2 separate regions of the Homo sapiens genome follow, and region 2 is linked to region 1. A link is a contact called in ENCODE Hi-C or POLR2A ChIA-PET data. All regions are on one chromosome and are shown on one strand. The core of a region is the stretch at or near the end of the contact, and the rest is flanking DNA. Distances in the headings are between cores, read along the strand shown. Region 1 overlaps CD34 (CD34 molecule). Region 2 overlaps PLXNA2 (plexin A2).

Evidence for each region. A loop is a pair of places that touch in the nucleus more often than their neighbours do. ChIA-PET counts read pairs that join two places held with the same protein, here RNA polymerase II (POLR2A). Pooled maps may share reads with other maps.
Region 2: a loop to region 1 is called in a map with no recorded cell type, with 2.4 times the contacts of the local background. The contact joins two enhancer-like sites. A Hi-C loop is called at or near these places in 2 of 37 single-sample maps with no recorded cell type and 1 of 50 pooled maps. POLR2A ChIA-PET finds 5 or more read pairs at or near these places in 2 of 52 experiments (A673 and BJ).

The regions. Positions count from the first base shown.
Region 1 is chr1:207,889,053-207,892,142 of GRCh38, reverse strand. CD34 (CD34 molecule) reads left to right here. Exons shown (of 8, transcript NM_001025109.2): 5 at 2,522-2,678; 6 at 2,930-2,982. Among named protein-coding and RNA genes, the nearest start is that of CD34, 21 kb to the left of the region's middle. Within about 2 kb of position 1,827, at least 27 of the 41 ENCODE cell types and tissues checked have a DNase peak (open chromatin) inside an H3K27ac peak, as active enhancers do.
Region 2 is chr1:208,183,259-208,186,187 of GRCh38, reverse strand. All of the region lies in intron 3 of PLXNA2 (plexin A2), which reads left to right. Among named protein-coding and RNA genes, the nearest start is that of PLXNA2, 60 kb to the left of the region's middle. Within about 2 kb of position 1,458, at least 13 of the 41 ENCODE cell types and tissues checked have a DNase peak (open chromatin) inside an H3K27ac peak, as active enhancers do.

The sequences.
Region 1 (3,090 bases), core at 578-3,077:
CATTGAGGAGGTAGAAACTGAGTTGAGTCTTGAAGGATAGTGAATACCAGGGAGAAGGTAGTGTTCTTCATTCTCTTTGAAATGAGGGTTGTGGAATAATGCATGCTGTCCCCATCTTGGGCTTCCTGGAGGTGGGGCCTCAGTTCCAAATGCTCTTCCCCACTGGCTTCCTCTGCTCACCCTCCAGCCATTCTTCAAGGCCTATAGTGACATGTGTCTGCTAACCTTAACCAGACGTGTCCTCACGCTCCTTAGTATGTCCATAGCACTTTGGTTGTACCTTTCTTATGGTGCTTACCATGGCAGTAGCTCTGGCCTCTGGAGTCTCTTCACGCCTCCATTTCTTCATCTACAAAATTAGTAGAATAACTCTACCAATCTCGTAGGTCGTGTGAGGCCTAAATGAGTTAATATATGGAAAGCACTCAGAACTGTGCCTGGATATCATAGGCATCTGTTACTTTATTTTTTATTTCTTTATTTTTGAGCCAGGGTCTCTGTCACCCAGGGTGGAGTACAGTGGACTCAACCTCTCAGGGTGGAGAGACCCTCCCACCTCAGCCCCCCAAGTAGCTGGTACTATAAGTGCATGCCACCACACCCGGTTGAATTTCTAAATTTTTTATAGAGATAGGGTTTCCCTGTGTTGCCCAGGCTGGTCTCGAATTCCTGGGCTGAAGTAATCCTCCCACCTCAGCCTCCCAAAGTGCTAGGATGACAGGCATGAGTCACCGCGCCTGGTTGGCATCCATCATTTTAATTGCCGTACATGCAAACTGAAAGCTTTGACAAGGTGGAATTCATAGATACCTCCCAATCCCCACCCCCCTACACATGACACATGAATACAACACACATACACATGACACTTGCACAGAGGCTTTCACGCAGTGTCCTATATTCAGGGCTTGATACATTGTCAAGGTGTGGCTTCTTGCACTCAGCAGGTGGAGGAAGGTGCCATTTGGTTTGGCTAGTTTACAACCTGCAGGAGCCCTGTCCCTCTGCCTCTCTTGGGAAGCAGACCTATTTCAACTGGAGATACTTCAGAAGCCCAGAGTCATCCAGGCAAGAAACCCCCTCCTCCTCATCCAGACTCTCGGTGCTGGGGAGCGGGGGTGCTCAAGGGGAAGCCATGTAAGGCTCCCCTGAGACAACTGGGTTTAGAGAGGTGGAGACTGTTGATTGGTTCAGTGTGGCATTCAGACTACTTAGTTCAAATGCTGTTCAGAAAAACGGATTTTTCCAGAGTTAGAACGTCTATCCAAGGACTTACTGGGAGACCTGCAGAATTGCTCCTTTTCCTGAGGAATGAAGCAGCAGTGGCCTGAGAACTCATTTCTCTGTAGCCTTGTTTCCTGGGGGTTTTTTGAGGCTCCAGTTTGGGCTCGTGTCTCTGTGACCTGGAGTTTGGCTAACCACACTCTCCTGGCCTTATCCAAGCCCAGTTGTTTTCCCTCAGCTGCTTCAAATTCCAGCTGGGTCCTGAGGCCAATCTTGACCTTGCTTTGTGTAGGAGCAAAGGAGCCTGGGTTTTCCTGCCTTGGGTCACAGCAGTGGGAAAATACCCAGGCTCCATTCCAACTGGGAGGACCCTGTGGCCTTGTTGCAAGCAGCGGCCCTGCCCGCAAACAGGAAGCTTTCTCCTCCACAGAGACCCAGTTCTGATGATGGTCACACACCCCAGCAGTTTTCCCCTAACAGGAAAGTTGTCAGGGCTGTTCAGGCATTTCCTTCTCTGCCATCTGCCATCCGGACTGAAGAGAAAGTCTTAGTTTCAATTCCTTTCCTGTTCAGGGGAGGAGGACACTCTGATTGGAGGCTGCTGGAATAAATTCTGACTCACTATTGAAGAATTATCAGAGTTTTTCTTCTGAGTCCAAATTCCTGGGTCTGATGGCCCAGTCAGCAACCTGAAGAAAAATCTATGAACTTCATTAAAACTGGGTTCCATGCTTTTAATGGAAAACAGAGATGGAAGACGAGACAAAAATGCCATTTCAGTTTGAGCAATGCACTTTTTGAGACTCCTTTGGGTAGAAAGAGGGAGGAGGCCACTGAGGTTTCCACTGAGTGTATATTATAGATTTGTTCTCTCCTCCTCACCTCCCTTGGCTTTTCTTCCATCATTGGGGACTGCTGTAATCTTGAAACAGAATATTTTCTCTTAGTTATTATTGCATTATTAATATTTTCTGTTTTTGGCCATTTCTTTTGAGTTTAATTTGCATATGTGTACATGGGCAATGCTTCAACGAGACAATTTTTTTAAGTTTGTTCTCTAACATCTTAGATACTAGAAGATATGGATTTTGGTCCTGGGAGATTATTTAGGTTTTTTTCTTATTGTGTTGTTGCACATATACAGTTAGCAGTTTTTTTTTTTTCTGTTGGAATTTTAGAAACAAGGATCCTTCTTGCGGACGGGGTAAGAGTATGACTGTAATCAGAGACTCTGGGTGCAGTTTAGGGCAGAGCAGTAATTTCATCTCTTGCTCTCCATGTTTCTCTGTCTTCCCAGGCGGAGTTTAAGAAGGACAGGGGAGAGGGCCTGGCCCGAGTGCTGTGTGGGGAGGAGCAGGCTGATGCTGATGCTGGGGCCCAGGTATGCTCCCTGCTCCTTGCCCAGTCTGAGGTGAGGCCTCAGTGTCTACTGCTGGTCTTGGCCAACAGAACAGGTAAGGTGCACCTCTGCCTGGGGGAACAGGGAAGGAGTAGGGCTGAGGTTAGAGAATCCTGGGTGGAGATGGGGCATCTTAGATCCAGAGAGACCACAGGTGCTGGGGAGAAGGACTTGGCTGGCTTTGGGAGCGGTCCCCCCGAGATGGACCACCCTGGCCATCAGAGCATCTTCTAGAACAGCATGGGAGGGTGGAGCAGGATAAGCTGGTTTCTCTTTAGATTTAGCAACCCTTGTTTCTAATTCTAGAAATTTCCAGCAAACTCCAACTTATGAAAAAGCACCAATCTGACCTGAAAAAGGTAAGTCCTCTGAGATGATGGGCCTGAGAGGGAATGCCGGGGCAGGGGGGCTCCCTGGAGTAAGGGGGGAAGTCATTATCTTCCCCAGTTCTACCTACCATCCTTCTC
Region 2 (2,929 bases), core at 209-2,708, 290 kb before region 1:
GAAAGATGGATTTAAAAAAGACGGAGGAGCCAGCCTTTTCCTCCTACCCTCCTGGGCCTCCTTCCAACAAATGATGATGCAGGGTGATGAAGATAGCGCTCTCAGAATCTGTGCCTAGTGATAACTCCCTCAGAAAGTCATGGGGATGCTTTCCCCACCTGTGCGTGTACACTGGTGTTTCTTCTGTTTATGCAAGGAGTCATTGCAGGGAGGGCTACATCTAGTCTGCTGCCCCAGTGGTTGCTAAGTCTTGATAGACACCACCTCTATCTGCCCTGCCCTCCTGCTCACCCACAGAGATGTGGCCCATTCTGAAACCACCAGCACCTCTTCCTTGCCACACCTGTCTCTAAGTGCCATTGGATCCCACTGCACAACTAATTCCCTTTTGCAGCCAGCTGGAGGAACACAAAGCTTATTACTCTCTTAAGACAATAGCTCAAAAGTGATAGTTTCTTTTTTTTTTTCCTTTTTTTTTTTTTTTTTTTTTTGCTTTCAGAGACCAACAAGGAATAAAGGGGCAGCTTCAGCTTCAGGAAATCGAGTTGTGTTTTGTGTTGCCAGGGGGTTGGGGGCTGGCGAGGGCTGAAGAGGTTGGGTTACTGGAAGCAAGATTCAAGGGAGCTTTGCAGAGGTCAACCCCAAGCAGTCTTTGTGGGAACCATCAAACTGATGACTCTGCTGATTTTCTATAGTGTCATGGAAAAGGATTGTAGGGAATTCTTGCCAAGTCTTTAGAAGAAAAGATATATATAGCTAAAGACATGTATATTTATAGAGAGATATATGGATATATTTATGCCAGTCATGCCAATGAGCTCTGCAGCGAGGAGAGGCCTCTAGAGAAGAGCAGGGCACCAGGATCTCCCTGCAGCACTTTCTGGCCCTTGGGAAAAGGAAATAAGAACATCATCGAAGGTACCTGGATCTGTGGCCTTAATCCTGAGAGGCCCCACCTCCTGGACTGAGAGGGCCTCCTTAACAAGGCCAAGCCAGGAGTTTTCCTTTGAACGGTTCAGTCAAATCCCTGCAGCCTAGAAGACACCTTAGAAGGAAATCTTTCTGGGAGTCTTTGATCCCTGAGGAACCTAATGTTCAGAGCAGAGTGTGAGAGGCAGGGATTCCTTATGGGCCAATGCCAGGAGTAGGGAGGGGGCTGATGGGAGGGCTGAGTGCTCCATGCCTAAAAGAAGGGAAGAATGGCCCCAAATTCATTTTTGCTTCCACCTGTGGGCAAAAAGCTTAATTGGACTGTTGGGCTTGGAAGGGCCCAGACCCTGCTTTTAGAGGAACTGGGAGGCTTGCCTATTTAGCTGGGACCATCTGCTGGCCCCCCGCTTAAGCCTGGGGGAACAGCTGAGGCTTACTGAGAAATTGGGCTAAAGATTCTTTCCAGAAATCTCCCTGGAACTGCATGAGGCGTGTGTGTGTGTGTGTGTACTCTTTGTGATTTCTCTGCACCAGCGGATCTCTTAATGTGAGTAAAGCAGCGCAGGCTCAAGGGTGAGCTGGGCGGGAGGCTTTGCTGGGTGTGCCCAATATCTGGCTTTAACATCTCTCATTCCATCTCCATCATGTCAACAGCTTTCAAGATTGACTGAAGCATAACTGCTTGCTTCATCCCCAGCCTGTGTGCCCCTTCCATCCCTGCCTACACCCAACCCTGTAGAGGCCCTGGGGTGTGATGAGTAAGTCAGGGTAATGACACCACACCCACATTATCTAGGGCTGGCCTTGGTATACTTTCCTTGGTTTTTTTTTTTTTAAGCAGGGGGTGGAGAAGGGAGGCAGAATATGATTGCAAAACCTATTTGGCTGTAGCTACCACCTGAATTCCTCTTTTGCTACAGACAGCGTCCCCCTTCCTCCCCAGGCAAGTTAAATTGCTTAGGACTGGCAAAGAGACTCAGAGTCTAAAGAAAACCTTCGGGTTGGCAGAATAAACATTCTTACCCGTCCCTTCCCTCCTCCCTGTCTCAACCCACCCCACATCTATCCTCTGGGCCAGTTAGCCCTCATTCCTAAGGAGCAGGCTATCATGTGAACATCTGGGGAAATCAAGAATGAAAGTTACACTTGAGTAAAAACTTCCTAGAACAGCACTGTCCAAGATAACATTCTGTGATGAGAAAAAACTTTTATATCTGTGCTGTTCAATACAATAGCCACTAGCTACATGTGGCTATTGAGAGATTGACATATATTAGTGTGCCTGAAAAGCTGAATTTCTTATTTTACTTAATTTTAATTAATATAAGGATAAATAGCTACCTGTGGCTAGTGGCTATTACACTGGATGGTACAGTTCTAGAATATGAAGTAGAAATAACTTAGAAGTCTAGGGTACCATGAAAGCCTAAAGGAAAAGTCTCCAACTCTCAGTCCCAGTTGAAAAGGGGGCAGTTTTGTAAGATGCTACAGTGCAATTTCTTTTTCATCTGCCCCAGAATAAACCAAATTCCCAGCTTAAAGCATCAGACGGGCCTCTCTTGGTGATCTGTTTCCCAGGTAAAAGAAACTGAGGGGTAGATAAGCAGGAGTGGGGCCCAGCACCGTCCCCCACCCCCAAAGACCCCCCCCTCTCCCTCTCTGGCACCTGGCTCTGGCTTCTCGTCTACAGCAGGGACCCCAGTGGGGACGCTGCGCAGAATGGTGCTGCAACTGCGGACATCTGGTTTCCCTCCCATCTCTGCCCCTTCATTTCTTTTCTGTCAGCAACAGCTCCTGGCTGTGGATGGTCAGCAGAGTCAACGAGGCCTGCAGACCTCCTTTCCGGCTCCCTCTACTCCCCCATCCCCTGCTGAGGAAGGTTAAGGGAGAAAGAGAAAAAAAGAGACAGGAAGGCAGAGTGAGGGTGAAATGAAATGTTAGTGACATTCAAGAAAGTGAGTTCATGGGGCTCTCACTGCCCTCCCTCCGGATTCAGGAT